2 separate regions of the Homo sapiens genome follow, and region 2 is linked to region 1. A link is a loop called in an ENCODE intact Hi-C map of the cell type or tissue named here. Cell type or tissue: endothelial cell of umbilical vein. All regions are shown on one strand. Links, peaks and the distances in the headings refer to the core of each region. The heading gives the core; the rest is flanking DNA.

What was found. Peaks named below come from ENCODE experiments on the same cell type or tissue, not always from the same donor. Only the 100,000 strongest peaks of a DNase experiment are listed, where the experiment ranks them.
Region 2: a loop joins it to region 1, with 8 times the contacts of the local background. A loop is called at or near these places in 1 of 110 quality-filtered maps.

The regions. Positions count from the first base shown.
Region 1 is chr4:86,033,133-86,040,947 of GRCh38, forward strand. All of the region lies in intron 11 of MAPK10 (mitogen-activated protein kinase 10), which reads right to left. Among named protein-coding and RNA genes, the nearest start is that of MAPK10-AS1, 83 kb to the right of the region's middle. In endothelial cell of umbilical vein, for the core only: no CTCF peak of the experiment used is centred there; a DNase peak (open chromatin) is centred at 3,829; H3K27ac peaks cover 2,308 bases.
Region 2 is chr4:85,839,142-85,846,956 of GRCh38, forward strand. All of the region lies in intron 3 of ARHGAP24 (Rho GTPase activating protein 24), which reads left to right. Among named protein-coding and RNA genes, the nearest start is that of MIR4451, 120 kb to the left of the region's middle. In endothelial cell of umbilical vein, for the core only: no CTCF peak of the experiment used is centred there; DNase peaks (open chromatin) are centred at 1,260 and 3,590; H3K27ac peaks cover 1,989 bases.

The sequences.
Region 1 (7,815 bases), core at 1,030-6,029:
ACTTAGTGAGTGAATGAGTAAAATGAAGTTATTTTTGAAAAATTGTGAAACCATTACCTAAGGAAGCTACCACAAAGCCAAACTCTGGTTTTGTAAAGACGCTTTGCCAAGTGGTAAATTTCCGGCTTTGCCTCTTCCTGAGCATGTATAATGCTGTGGTTAGGCCGCTATCCAAGCGACCTTGTCCAGGACCCCTGCAGGACACAGTGTACATAAGCTCTCAGAGCCCCCAGAGCCCTCTGAGCTGTTGGCACCTCCTTCTTCTTCTAACAATAGATCCAGCTCATGATCCTGCCTGGCTGGCTTCTCCATGCAGTGGATTTTTCCATTCAAGTTTTAAAATTGAACATGGCTCAAGAGTACAGTTCCTGCCAAAGTTCATAAATGCCATTTTCTTTTTGCAACAAAGCTATTTTCAGGAGGTTTCCCTAGGAGCCTCAGTGTACAGCTGTTGCTGATATATAAAGCACAAAGTACATAGACACTAATCACAAACAAACTACAAGAGAGAATGCAAAGTGCTGAGTTCAAGATTTTTCCTTTCAACAAACCAAGAGGGCTGCTTTAAACCACTTGATTTATAGTATTTGTTCGACGGCCTCTGCAAATTTACTACATATTCAGATTTTTGATTGTTTGTTTTTTGAAGAGGAAATGCGAATGTCACCTCCAGTGAAAGGGCACATTCACATACAGATGTCTTCTATGTGACAATATAAAAGAATAATTGACCAATAATCCAGAGAGAGCAATGTTACAACACACACGTATAAGTGCTGGGCAGCAATCATCAGGATGAGATAGTTCAAAACATTCCCTGCCTCCTTCCGCTAAGGAGAAGTTGGTATTTGAGCACTCGCTTGTGCTCTTTCCCTATCTTATTTAATAGGAATTATTCTTTTGCTAAGTGACAATCTAAATAAAAAATAAATGAGGAGTGGGGATAAAGAAAAATGCCCCAGAGGTGTCTGTTGAGAGAGTATTTTAGGAGAGTTTAGCAGATAAGAGTAATTGAGATGTGAGAAATGAAGGATAAGAGGACATTAAAGATAGTATATGAACAGTTATCAGGGCCTGTGACTTTCACCCTTTGAATATTTTTTCAAAAGACTGTAAACTTCTTTCATATTATTTTGGAAGATTTGAACTTCCTTGGTTGAAATTATTGCAGAAATTCAAACACAAATTTATATGGATTGCATAAACAATAACTTAAAATGGATTAGACACATTTTTATTGATGGTTAATTTCATATGAATTTATATTGGTGGTCAATTATATGAATTTTATACTGATGAAACATGTCCAAATTGTTTCAATTAAATGAGGAAAAAAACACAAACAAGTACATGGTCACTGTGAATTAATAAATACTAGAATTTATTTATTTCTTTATTAAATGTATTCATTCAGTAAAGGTCTTGGGCACCTAACACATGGCAGACTATATAAAAAACTGAGATTTCAAAATTGAATAAGGTGACTGCTGACCACAAGGAGTTCACAATTTACTGGGGTAAGACTGATGCAAAACAGATCATTAGTATACAACATGATAAATGATAGAAACCTGTATATGGTCTAAGGGAACAGGGTGGAGAAGTCCTAACAAAGCCTAGATTTGATTTCCTGGAGTAAAGTGATGCTTATTCAGTGAGCGAAAGATGTGTGGGAGGTTGTCAAGATAAAAGAAGGAGGAAAAAAGTGACTCCATGCCAAGAGCACATTATAAGCCAAGTTACAGTATGTAGAAAACAGAATAGGGGTGGTGGTGGTGGTGGTGGTAGTGGTAGTGGTGGTGCATGTGTTTCTCTGTGTGTACATGCATGCCAAGAAAACAAGAAGGAATTTTGTCACAGTAAAATAAAACATGTCGTCAGAAGTGACAAGATATAAGAGCTGTACTTAGAGAAGCAGAAGGGTCAGACAAAGGGTGGATCAAGGATGATCCAGGGGGCCAGGCGCTGTGGCTCATGCCTGTAATCCCAGAACTCTGGGAGGCCGAGGTGGGTGGATTATTTGAAGTCAGGAGTTCAAGACCAGCCTGGCCAACATGGTGAAACCCCACCTCTACTAAAAATACAAAAATTAGCCGGGCATGGTGGCAGGCACCTGTAATCCCAGCTACTCGGGAGGCTGAGGCAGGAGAATCGCTTGAACCCGGGAGGTGGAGGTTGCAGTGAGCCCAGATTGTGCCACTGCACTCCAGCCTGGGTGATAGAGTGAGACTCTGTCTCAAAAAAAAAAAAAAAAAAAAAAAAATGATCCAGGGTATCATGATACGGAAGAAAGAAGAAGAGAAACCACTGAGGAATGTAAGAGAACGGAACAGTGAAATTTACAGCTGGATTGAAGAAAGATGTAACTGTAAGCAGAGAGAAGAGGTAGGGAGCCATTGCACGATCTATAAAAAAATATTGAAAGTTCTGACTGCGGTTAAAAAAAAAAAAAGATGAGGGTGAACGAAAGACACAGATTCAGGAATAATTAATAAATGTTAATAAATAAACTTGGTAGAAGTTGGTTTTTGATTGAACATATGTGATGGGAGAGAAGAATATGAGTCCCCAATTTCTAAGCTGAGTACCTGGGAAGATGATCGTGTTGGTGAAGCCATCTAAAGAAATAGAGAATGGAAAAGGGGAAATGAGATTGGTAGAGGTGAGCCTAAGTGTTATGTGAGAAGAGATGATGATTTGAAAGTTAAGTATATAATCTGAAGTTCAGAGGAATGCTGTTGGCTAGAGATGTGTATAGATTTGAGACTAACAGCAAGTGATGTTTGTTGAAACTATGACAGTGGATGAGGTCACCCAGGGAAGATATGTGGGTATAGAGAGTAAATGGCCAAATTAAAATTTAAAGATTGGACAGAGGAAGGTAAGTTCACTAAGGCAAAAGAGAATAGCTAAAGAAATACATGAAAAATGAGAATATTGCAATGTTATAGAAGTCAAGCAAGTAGAATTTCACAAAAAGCTAGTAATTGGCCATTTCTTGCAAATGAAGCACATGAGGATTTTGACTCGCAGGGCACCAGAAAGGCATGATAGAAAGCATGCCTCTGAACCCTTTGAAAGCTTTCCAAACTTTAAATTGCTATCACCCCCAGAAAGATCCAGATAGATCTTCGGTGGAGGACGTTAATATGAGACATCACCTAAACAATTGAATAAAATGTAGAAAAAGATCCTCAACACCAATATAATTAAAAGGAAAGAAACCATAGAACAATTGTGACACTAGAAAAACTATAATGATCTCAGATCTACTCTCTCAAGTCTCTGAGAACTTGATAAAAAAAAAAACACTGTTCTCTATCTAGTTAAAGGAAGTCACTTTTTTTCTGAGAAACCACCATATGTTAAGCTGTCTTTATATAGACCTTAATAATCCTCACAGTCAGGAAACTAAGATTCAAGGAAATTTTAAAAAATATATCATGAAGTCATATAGCTAATTAATGATGAAACTTTTATTAAAACCCAATTTAAAGAGTAATCCAGAGCAAGTGTCAATACTGTTGAATCTAAAATAAAGACTAATAAAACAATATTTAAAGTGAACATCTTTGTAAAACAAGAAATAGAAACATAAGCCAATAGGGTGACCATATTTCCCAGTTTGTACAAAATAGTTCCATTTTATGCTTATTGTCCTTGTAATTATTAGTAGCACTTACGCCCTTCGCTCCTTTAAGTGTTGTGGTTTGGAGAATAAATATGTGGACACTCTACATAGCAATGTTGTGACATGGCATGTTAGAGATCTAAGGTATACAGTAATTTGAGGACAAAGAAAACAACTGAATTGCAATGTTTTTCTACCACTGAGGTTTCAACAATTGCAGCTGTACCTTTTCCTTCTCTGAGACAGCACGTCAGCATTTCCTTCCATTTTCTCTATTTTTAGAAACGTAAAATTCAGCTATAAAATATGGCTGTTGGCAGACAGTACAGACAAGAGTAGAATTCTGCATAATAAATCTATAGTTGAAAAATATGGATTCTGTGGGCATTCTATGGAGTTCTTGCTGTTGGCCATGACTTTCTACTAAAGCGATCTCTTTAACAAGTACCTGTTCAATTCCTAATTGAGCTTTCGAAGGTAAAAGTTGCTCTTTCTGCCTGTAATCCCAGGCCTTTGGGAGGCCGAGGTGGGCAGATCACGAGGTCAGGAGATCGAGACCATCCTGGCTAACACAGTGAAACCCCATCTCTACTAAAAGTATAAAAAATTAGCCGGGCATTGTGGCAGGTGCCTGTGTTCCCAGCTACTCGGGAGGCTGAGGCAGGAGAATGGCATAAACTTGGGAGGTGGAGCTTGCAGTGAGCCAAGATCACACCACTGCATTCCAGCCTGGGTGACTGAGCGAGACTCCGTCTAAAAAAAAAAAAAAGTTGCCCTTTCTTGTGACTTCATTCATTTTATCCCATATATATAAGTAATATTCATTGAGTAAAATGTGTGAATTTATTTTTTACTGAATCTTTGAGATAATTTTCAAAGATACATGGGAAGTATCTTTTTCAACAGCATTATAGGATATTAGTGGTAAAAGAAAGTTCAGAGATTATCTAATGCCACCCTTATTCAATTTTCAAATGAGAATATAGAAACTGAGAAAGCATAAGTGATTTGCCCACAATCACAGAGTTAATTAGTGACAGATGAATACATTTATGGTCTCTTATGGGAAAAGACAGAATAATGGAATTCTTATGGTTGAAGAAACATTAAACTGGATAATTTGACACCTGTAAAAGATATTCATTAAAGACAAATTTGTGCCTGCCACACACTGATTTCTGTTCCAATTTTCTGTCAGTCTACACTTACAGCTAGAGCTGGCAACTATCATACAAGCAGTCAACACTTACATTCTTAAACACTTTTTTGTCAAAGTATCATGGACATCAAAGACCTCTAAACACATGAATCTCTAAAGAGATAAAAACCAGATATGAGAAATCTAAGTTGTACAAAGTTGTTCCTTTGATTCTTCTTTGAGCCCTGAACTGACATTTTTCCCTAACACTTATGCTCTGAACCATATGACAGTCCATCAAGTTGTTGGTGTTTGTCTGCTTTGTCCTAATTAAGGATCTCCCTGTGTTCTGCTGCCTTGTTTAAAATGTCAACAAAAGCTTTAAATAGCACTGTATCTCAGTGTGTGCACTCATTATTAATTCAACATCTGGATCAAAGTAAATGATATTATATCTTACTGAAATATGCTTTGTTTTTTCTTATTAAGCTTGGCAGTTAGATGATTGTCAAAAGATGCATGCTTTATTAAAACGCTTTAAGCAAGAAGGGTATATCTTAGTACAAAATTAGATAGAACAGGAAATCCATTAAGGAAATATACAACATTTTGATTTTATATTTCCTTGAATCTCTACACATAGAGTTTTCTAATTTTTTTTTTCTTAATTTGATGACTAGGACTTGTTAAATTTTCACCAATTAATTAGAAAATAAAAATTTTGGTAAAATGACTCTGATGAAGCACAAAATGATATGCACTTTTATTGTTTTATTTGGCTAATGGCACAGTTTAGCATGTCCAATTTTTCTCTAAAGCCTTATATTCTCTGTGGCACCAACAGCAGTTCATTACCCCAAAATGGAGCTCAGTATTTGTTTCACAAATAGTCTTACCAACAATCGCCAAAATAATGAAAATATTATTGCAATATGCACAATTATCAAAAGAATTGATTAGATATAATTAATTCCTATGATTTCTCAGTAATGTGACCTTACTATGCATTAAGCAATGACCTGGTTTCCAATTACCAAAAACTTCATTGCCTTCTGAATGTAGATATATGGCATTTTGTGATGTACTATCCGTTGATTATTAAAAATTGCTTCAGCAAGTTTCAGGAACTATGTCTGTGTTCTCAAACAGAAATTAAATAATATACTACTACAGATTAAATAAATGCCTTTTAAAAGTATGATTTGAGGAGATGTCAGCAAGATGATAAAATAAGGCTCTCCAGTGCTCCCTCTCTCACAGAAACATCAATTTGAACAACTATCCGCACACAAAAATACCTTCACAAAAGTGAAGGAAACCAGGTGAGAGATTTCAGCACCTGGGTATAGCACGGAAACAAGAAAAGATGCACTGGAGAGAGAGGAAGGACAGTTTCACATTACCTGCTTCACTTTTCCCCCAATTACCAGACAGCACAGCATGGAGACAGATACCCTCCACATGATGGTAGGAGAAGGAAGTGAGCATCAGACTTTGCCTTAGACCCCAACACTGGGCCTGCCACAGAAAAACCCAGCACCAAAGAGACCCTCACAGCCCTAGACACCAGGCTAGTACTTGTGGACTGAGCTTCCACACCTTTCCCAGCACTGATCAGGGGCTTATAGCCTTAGACTCAAGGTCTATACAGCAGACTTGGTCTCTGGGCCACTCTACTGCCAGGTCTACCTTAGCAGCCCAGCCTCTGGAACTTCTCCAGCACTGGGCTGTCCCCTATAATCCTGGACATCAGATCCATCCCAGTAACTGACTATTTCCTGCAGACTCAGACTCAAAGCCAATCCCAGAGCCAAGTAGCCCCCTGTGGACCCAAGGATAAGGCCAGCCTCTACAGATGTAGGCAAATATTTGCAGACATAGGCGTCAGGTCTGCCCTTGTGTACCCAGGTTTCAGGCCTATCCATGGGGACTCAATCAATAGGTCCACACTTGTGGATCTAGACTTAGGCCCAACCCTATAGACCCACCCACCTGCTGACCCAGGCACCCAGACACCAAGCCCAGCCAACCTACCTGAGGACTCCAACAGCAGGCCTACCCTTAGACGACACCAAATGGCATGCACAGGTTCTATGGAAAGGCTGACTGATAAAGAGTTTTCCCAGACAAAGCCAGTCTGCAAAGACTGGAATAAGCCCTTACTTCTTCAGATGCACAGACATCAGTGTAAGGAAATAAGAAACATGAAAAGCTGAGGTGACATAAACCACCAAAAAAATACAAAAATCTCCCAGTGGCTGAGTCAAGAGAAGTGGAAATATATAAACTAAGAGACAAAAAAGTCAAAATAATTGTTTTAAGGAAGCTCAACAAACTTCAAAAAAATTACAGGGAAACAATTTCATAAAATCAAGAAAACAATAAATAAAACAAATTTAATAGAGAGATTGAAATTATTTTTCAAAGACAAAGAGAAATCCTATTGCCGAATATAATGAATGAATGAAAAATGCAATAGTAGGATTGATGAAGGAGAAGAAAGAATTTGTAGCCTTGAAGACAAGTTATTTAAAAATATATGGTCAGAAGAGAAAAAATGAAAACAAATAGAGAAAGTTTATGTGATTTATGGGAGAGCATCAAAAGAGCACATTTTTTAGTTCAAGAAGAGAAAGACAAAGGGGTAGGAAGTATGTTTAAGGAAATAATAACAGAAATGTTTTCATATCTTGGGAAAGACATATTCACGTAGAGGAAAGTTAAAGTTCTCTAATCAGATTCAATTCAAACAAGATTACACCAAGATATATCATAATGAAATCAACAAAAATCAAAGACAAAGAAAGGATCCTAAAGGCACCAAGAGAAAAGAAGCAAATAACATTTAAGGGAATGTTCCTATCAAGCTAGCAGATTTTTCGGCAGAAACCTTACAGGCCAGGAGTGTATGGGACAACATAATCAAAATGTTAAAATAAAATAAAAAAACTATCAATTAGGAATACTGTACCCCACAAAGTTGTCCTTCAGAAAAGGAGAGATAAAGTCTTTCCACAACAAAAGTTGAGGGAGTTCACCACCAGAC
Region 2 (7,815 bases), core at 1,158-6,157, 190 kb before region 1:
ATCATAATAAAACAGAGAAGACTCAGTAATAATAATTGTATAAATTATTTTAAACATTAAAAAGAGTAATTTGTAAGTATGTGCGGCTTAACATAGCCCTTGCTCCAAAGTACGTTTCTGAAAGAAAGTGTATATGCTGATTTAAATATGGATATCAGAGGATAGAGACTTTCTAGTGCTCCTTATTCTCATCTTTTATTAACACTGATCATCCAAACTTGAATTCTTAATAACTGTTTATGTTCACACAGAACTTCTTTATCAGTTCAGATAAAGCTTTAAACCTGAATATGTCTGGTCATAATTCTAACTTTTTTTTTCTTTTTTTGAGATAGAGTCTCGCTCTGTTGCCAGGCTGGAGGGCAGTGGCCTGATCTCGGCTCACTGCAACCTCTGCCTCCTGGGTTCAAGCGATTCTCCTGCCTCAGCCTCCCGAGTAGCTGGGACTACAGGCACGTGCCACCACGCCCAGCCAGTTTTTGTATTTTTAGTAGAGACCGCATTTCACTATGTTGGCCAGGATGGTCTCCATCTCCTGACCTCGTGATCCACCCGCCTCAGCCTCCCAAAGTGCTGGGATTACAGGAATTCTAATATTTTTTAAGAATAAAATAATTTCACTCTGTTGACTAAGCAAATGAAACACAAATGCTTTTTACTGGAGTTAACTTAGAAACTACCAAGTGTCTTTTTTCTGTTTTCTTTTTTTTTTTTTTTTTTTTTTTTGAGACAGAGTCTTGCTCTATCACCCAGGCTGGAGTGCAGTGGCGCAACCTTGGCTCACTGCAACCTCTGCCTCCCGGGTTCAAGCGATTCTCCTGCCTCAGCCTCCTGAGTCACTGGGATTACAGGCCTGTGCCACCATGCCTGGCTAACTTTTTTTTTTTTTTTTTTTTTGTATTTTTAGTAGAGACTGGGTTTCACCCTGTTGGTCAGGCTGGCCTCAAACTCCTGACCTCATGATCCACCCACCTCACCCTCCCAAAGTACTGGGATTACAGGCATGAGCCACCACGCCCAGCCTTAAGTGCCTTTTTTAAGAAACTCAATGGTCTATATTTGGTTGAAGAGAACAGAACAAAACAAAACATAACAAGACATGTGATAGAATAAGCTTAAGTAAACTTTGATTTAAAAATTACTTAAGAAAACTTATGCCAAGTTCACAATTACTTAAGGAACATAAGGAATCATTTTTCCTGGACTGCATTTTACATCCTGCCTTTAAGCCCCGGGCTAGTCTAAATAACAGCTATGAAGAAGAGATAAGCTTCAGGGTGCACACTGCGCCCAGGAGCCACAGAAGGTCTGATGAACCATGTGGTCTTACGAGCCCAGCATTTTGACTGGTCTGTCCCACTCTACACGTGCCATGTCTCCTTCCGTATTAATTGTTTCATATAATTTGTCTGTCCCTCATAACTGCTGTGGATCCAGGGTTTTGCTTAGTTAGCAGGATTGGCTCTCATAGCTTTGGTTCTGTATTTTAAAGGGAAGCCCATGAAGTGTGAATACTTTTAGAGATAAAGACTCTACCTGTGATGGATCAACATTGTTGAAATACAGCCTCTATAAATCAAAATTTAATTAACTTTATTTAGTATTGTGACACAGCTTGTTGGTAATCAACCTTAAGTTGTGTTAAAGTTGCCACCTGATCAACAGGAGATCATCTATGGATAAAGGGTATAAGCAGATAGAGCTATATCAATTATGCAATTAGACAGCTCTTACTAATTTATCAGACGTGAAACTGCTGATCATTTTAGGTATCTTACTTGAATTTAGTCTCTTCTTTTTGAATTTGGTCAATAAAGTGTTACAAACACCATATAAATGGAAACATTGAAGTAGGCACCATAATACCTGTTAGAGAAACCATAGAGAAAGTTATTTTGTTTTACTTACCTCAGTTCCATTTTAGACCTACCTATTATTATGTTTTAAATGGAATCCAGAAAAACTGCTCAGTAGGCTATTTCCATTTAGCTGCATTTGTACTTTTTCAGAATCTCTTTTTATATTTATATTTTGTTTACTTATTGGGCATATTGCTTTCAGGTCATATTGTGAAGTGAGAAAGCGTACATTCATTATTCTCATTCAAGTGCAGAGCTCAAGAATACTGATTGAAAATTGTATAAAATGTGTTAAGAGGAACTTTCTTTACTATCCAGAGCCAGCAGAGCACAGTGCTGAAGAGCCCAGATTCAGGAGCTAAACTGTGTTGATTGTAGTTCCAACTCCATTCTAAACTTATCTTAGATAAGTCATCTAATCGCTTCAATTTCCTCATCTATGAAATGGGAATTGTAGAACTTAACTTATAGTGTAATAGTGAGAATTACTTAGAATAGTTTCTGGCTTAAATAAGCCCAATATGTGTATTAGAGATTATTGTTATCATTATATTTTACTATAGCAGTAGCTTTGCACATTTGTTTATTTATTTTCATTTGTTTTTAGTGGAATCTTTCTTCAAATGACTTTGTACAAAGGTGTCCAATATTCATAAAGCAGATAAAATCCAATTTTGCTTGATTGAAATGATGGTGAGAATTGCTGTTTCCAGCCTCATTCAAGTACACCTGTATATAAAACACATTCATGGAGCACATTTTGTTCAGCAGAGTTATACAGACCTAGGCATCAGCAGGATGCTCCTTGGTGGTCTATAAAATTCATCAGAGAAGTGTATATTCAGTAAGTAGTTTTGAAAATTAAATAATAACAATAATAAATAATAGAGTTTATGTACCAGCCACTGGTTGTACCAGCCACTGTTCTAAGCATTCACACACAAGCCCTACTTGGCCTTTTCCCTTTAGGTAAAAGGAACCAAAATAGCAGAAATGTGCCTCTCAAACTGTTGAATATTTTAGGTATAATTAAGAAGTTATTGCCTGTTGAATTTGTATACTATATGTACTGTACTTGAGTGATATAAAAGGGGATAAATATTTACCTATCAAGAGGAAATTTCAGGGTTTCTATTTTGAAATACAGCATAGCTAATACAATCTGGATGTTCAGTAATGTATTCTTTGCCCCCCCGGCTGAATGGGAAGTAGTAGATGGGAGTTTAAGGCCTTTGTTCACTTTACATGCAAATCCTACTCTCTCTCTCAATCATTTCTATGAATTTGGAGTGCAGGCATAGGAGTCAAAACACTGGATTCAAATCCTAACCTGCCACTTTCTGCCTGGGTGATGCTGGACAAGTTACTTTACCTGTTTCTTAGTGGTCGCTTCTACAGATTGGAGGGAGCAGTATTATGTGTATCATAGTACTGTGGTCAGAAATAAACAGTGTAAAACATTTTTATTGTTGTTATTACAGGACAATAAATGAAGTCTTCCAGGTCCATGAAATATACAAAACATTACAAAAGTGCCACTTTACCTCAATCTGGACTCATAAAATGAGGAGCGATAAAGAAAACAACTTAATTATTCCGTGGTCATGAATTCGGCTTATTGAGAGAACTGGCAGGGCACATTATACACACGTCAGCTGTGGCAAAAATTAGTCAACATTGTTTGTAGAAAGCCTGTGATGTCTGCATTACCAGCTGTCTGGAAAAAGGAGAACATAGCTTCCTTTTTTCTGCTTAATGTGGTCTGCCAGCCAGCTGGCACTAGGGGAAGAGGAAGGGAGCTCATGTTTATTGAACGTCTACTCTGTGCCAAATGCATCGTGTAAGTTGTCTCATTTGATCCTCCCACTTTGATGGTGGGGTGGTATCAGTAACCCTGATGAACACATGGGAGACTGAGACTTAGCGAGGTCAATTAACCCAGCCAAGAACCTACCGGTAGTAAATGAGATTCTGACTCAAAGGGCAGTCAGGCCATACTATTTACTCCTATTGATAATGCTACAGATACTTTCCAATGACCAGTTGGAGTTAGCAGTAAAAACTGAATATTTCATAATAAGTTATTATTTTACATATTATTTTGTAGAAAATGCAAGTTTCCTTTCAATTTTCATGACTGCCTTTATGTTTTTAAAAGATTAGATTGATGGTACAGTAATATTTTCTATTTAGGTTAATACTACCATTAAAATGCCACATTGTTGGACAGTTCTCTTATTGTTTCTGTATGTCTAATAACATAAAAATAGATTAGCATAATTGAAAACTGGATCATGAGTCGGGAGGTCTGCATTCTAGCTCTAAGTTCTTTCATTATCTGTGAATTACAGTTAAGGAAAAATTAAGCAGCTGGTAAGTGGCAGAGCTACTATCCAAACTCAAGACGCAAATAGCAGGAGAGGCAAAGTCAACTCATAATAGGAAAAATTTGATAAATTCATGATTTTGGACTTCAAATTTAATTTAATAATTTAAATTTAATTAAATAATATAAATAATGTATCACAAATATGAATTTGTATAAATTCATGAGTAGACATTTCATAGAAAGTTTGCTTATCCAAATGTTGATTGTCAGGAATCAACATATCAACGTATTTTGTGTGTGATTTTCTTAATTAATACAGGGAAAAATTTCTTTAAAATGTTTTACCATGGGAAAAATATAATTTCATCAAACTAAAGAGTACTATGATAGTTAAGCCACCTATTTATTTACAGAAAAATCAACAAGAATTAGAAAACATGTTGGAAATTTAAGCCATAGACTATGTAATATAATATTTAAAACCATTGACTATGTTATTCTTTCCACAGTATATTATAAATGTTGACATTGATACAAAATATATGTTGAACTATATGGGGTTTTCTTTACAGCTAAATGTATAAAATTTTATCACTGAGTTATATTTCATTAAGTGCAGAATAATTAAGTAGAATGTGTGACACAAAAAGCCCTAAAACATAATTGATAACATATTTTTAAAGTTGTAATTGCTTATGAAAATGTAACAATTGATTCTAATTTAGCTTCCTCATGTAAAGATTAAATGAGATAACATAAATAAAAGGTAAACTCCTCCCTGAAATACATTATTCAATGTCTTTATTAGTATTGTTAATAAACTGTTATTATACATCATGATATGCTAGGGAAGTTTTATAAACTAGATTTAGGAATTTAGGAGGAAGAAAACACAATGAGCTAACACTGATACCAGAGATTAAAGAGATATAGAGTCTCCAATAGGATCCATTAGCGGAGGGCCAGGTTCCTGGCTGAACTGTTCGTTACAGCATCTCTAGCACACAGCTCTGTAGCCTACATATTATAAGCTATTAGTAAATATTTATTGAGTGAATACATAAACTTTCCCCCTAAACAAAAGTGTTAATTTAGGCCACTTTGTGATGATGTTCTGGGATTACAGAATTAAATAAAAATACCTTTAGTCTTCTATTCCACAGAGTTAGCAGTTGTTAGTAACAATTCACACATACATACAAACACACGCATACACACAACATAAACCCAGTGTCTTAGGAACTTAAAAAATGATCGAGATTTGTATTTGTATTTACCTGGAGGAGCAGATAATGAACACTTTGCACCTTTTCTGATAATGATTTGGATGTGTCCCGTATAAATTGCAATGGGAGTTGTACTTAGTTTTAAATAATTTGCTTGGTGATCAAAGTCAAGCAAATTTGTATTGGTATAATGAAATTGTTGCTGTATCTCATAATTCTGTTGTTTTATTGTTGTTTTAGTTCATTTTGTTGTCCAATTATAGTGTATGGAAATGATGATAGCCATGGTGAATCTTAGGGGAGATGGGGATATTGCAGATGTAGGTGTATAGGGGATGACAAATTGGACATTGGAATAGGGTTGGAACCAATAGCCAGTTATCTCTGAAAATGTCATGGTGCATGGCACCAGTTTAACAGAGAGATATCATTGACCGAGAGGTTGGAAAATACTAATCTGTTATCACTTCTCCCTGCATTTTTTAATACTTTGTAGGATGTGTCACTTCAACTTTAACCTTGAAGCAATAGTACACATTACCATAGACAATATGTTTTTTCTTTCTTTTGCAAGTCAAAAGTATTGAATTGTGTCTGGACAATAAAGGAAGGTATTTTAATCTTCCCGGGAAATTTATCGTTATTACTCATGATAATTTTCAGTCATAATTATGATTTTACCCAACCTGTGTAAAAATTGTATTATACATACAAGAATTTTATTATGCAGACAAATTTGAAAAACAACTTTGTGGTATGTCTTTACTTACAATAGTCCTAGAGGTTGTCACTACTGTTCTATTTTAAAGATTGGAAAATTGAGGCCAATGGAGATTAAGGCGCTTGTTCAAAGTTACATAGCTAGTAAGTAGCAGTGTCTCATCCTAACTGAAGTCTTACTCCCAAACTATAGGTACATTAATGTATATATTAATATAAATCATTAGTGTGTATTTGTTAACATAATTTAGAATTTACATACACTATGTGTATTTGCCTTCCCAGGATTTTTCCCTGCCTTTTATATTCCCTGTTCTTTCCCTTTTTGCTTACGCACACTTAAGACATAGCAGTGCCCCTAATCACTACCTACCTGACAGAGGCAGAAGTAATCAACACAACTGTGTAAGTGAAGTTACTAATATATTCTGATTATGGATTGGAAACTCCCACCTATGTTAATAGAGTTAAAAATAAAGTAAAATAATCATAGCTACCATTGGTGGGTATTGGGAGGATTACACTAGAATGCATTTTTTAATCTAAATAGAAAACAATTCAAAGTTATTAGAAAAGCTTATTTAGCTAAGAGGTTGTTTAAATTTAAGAATATAATTTTTTTTCTTTTTCTTTTTCTTTTTTCTTTTGAGACAGAGTTTTGCTCTTATTGTCCAGGCTGGAGTGCAATGGCGCGATCTCGGCTCACTGCAACTTCCGCCTCCCATGTTCAAATGATTCTCCTGCCTCAGCCTCTCAAGTAGCTGGGATTACAGGCACCCACCACCAAACCTGACTAATTTTTGTATTTTTATCACAGATGGGGTTTCACCATGTTGGCCAGGTGGTCTCAAACTCCTGACCTCAGGTGATCCGCCCGCCTCGGCCTCCCAAAGTGCTAGGATTACAGGAGTGATCCACAGTGCCTAGCCTCAAAAATATAATTTTAAAAAATCTTTCCACCTATTATGTTATTTTCATGGGGTTATTACTTACATGTCTAAAAGCCACACGCACAAAAAAGCTGCCTTCCCACAATCACTTTATCTCCACCCCCAATCTGCTTTCTGTGAGGTAAGGGACTTGGAAACAGTGGTCTACTTTCATAATTCAGGGTTTTTTTTATTATTATTATTGACACTTTTTGTTGAGAGATACTACTTTAATATCTTACCTATTGCTATTGCAGTAAAATAAGTCAAACAGTACAGCATAAATAACCCACTATCAAATATTAGGATTAGGGAAGTGTTCTTCTGAAGTCAACACTTTAAATTTCTGTTGGATAAAACTATAAAACAATCAATTAATTCTCACCTAATGGTGATGGGGTCATTCTCAGACATCGCATAGTGGTTATTAACCAACTTTCACTCTACCTTGTTATCTTGGATAAAGATAACTTGTCAGGATTCCAATACTGTTTTCATCACCATGCCATGAATATCTGAGAAAAATTGATTTCTAGCCTTTTAACTGGGAAAAAGCAATAAGGAAACAGACTTACACAGTTTGCTTTCTGACTTATAGTTAAATAGTATGTTACCCTTCAGTTATGGGACCACTTTTAGACTTATTCATTATTTATGTGTCAGGGTGAGATATCAGAGAAAAATTTACAATAATTTTACTGCCAGCTTATAACTCAACTCATACAAAGACTAGAGTATAATTCAGCCAAAAT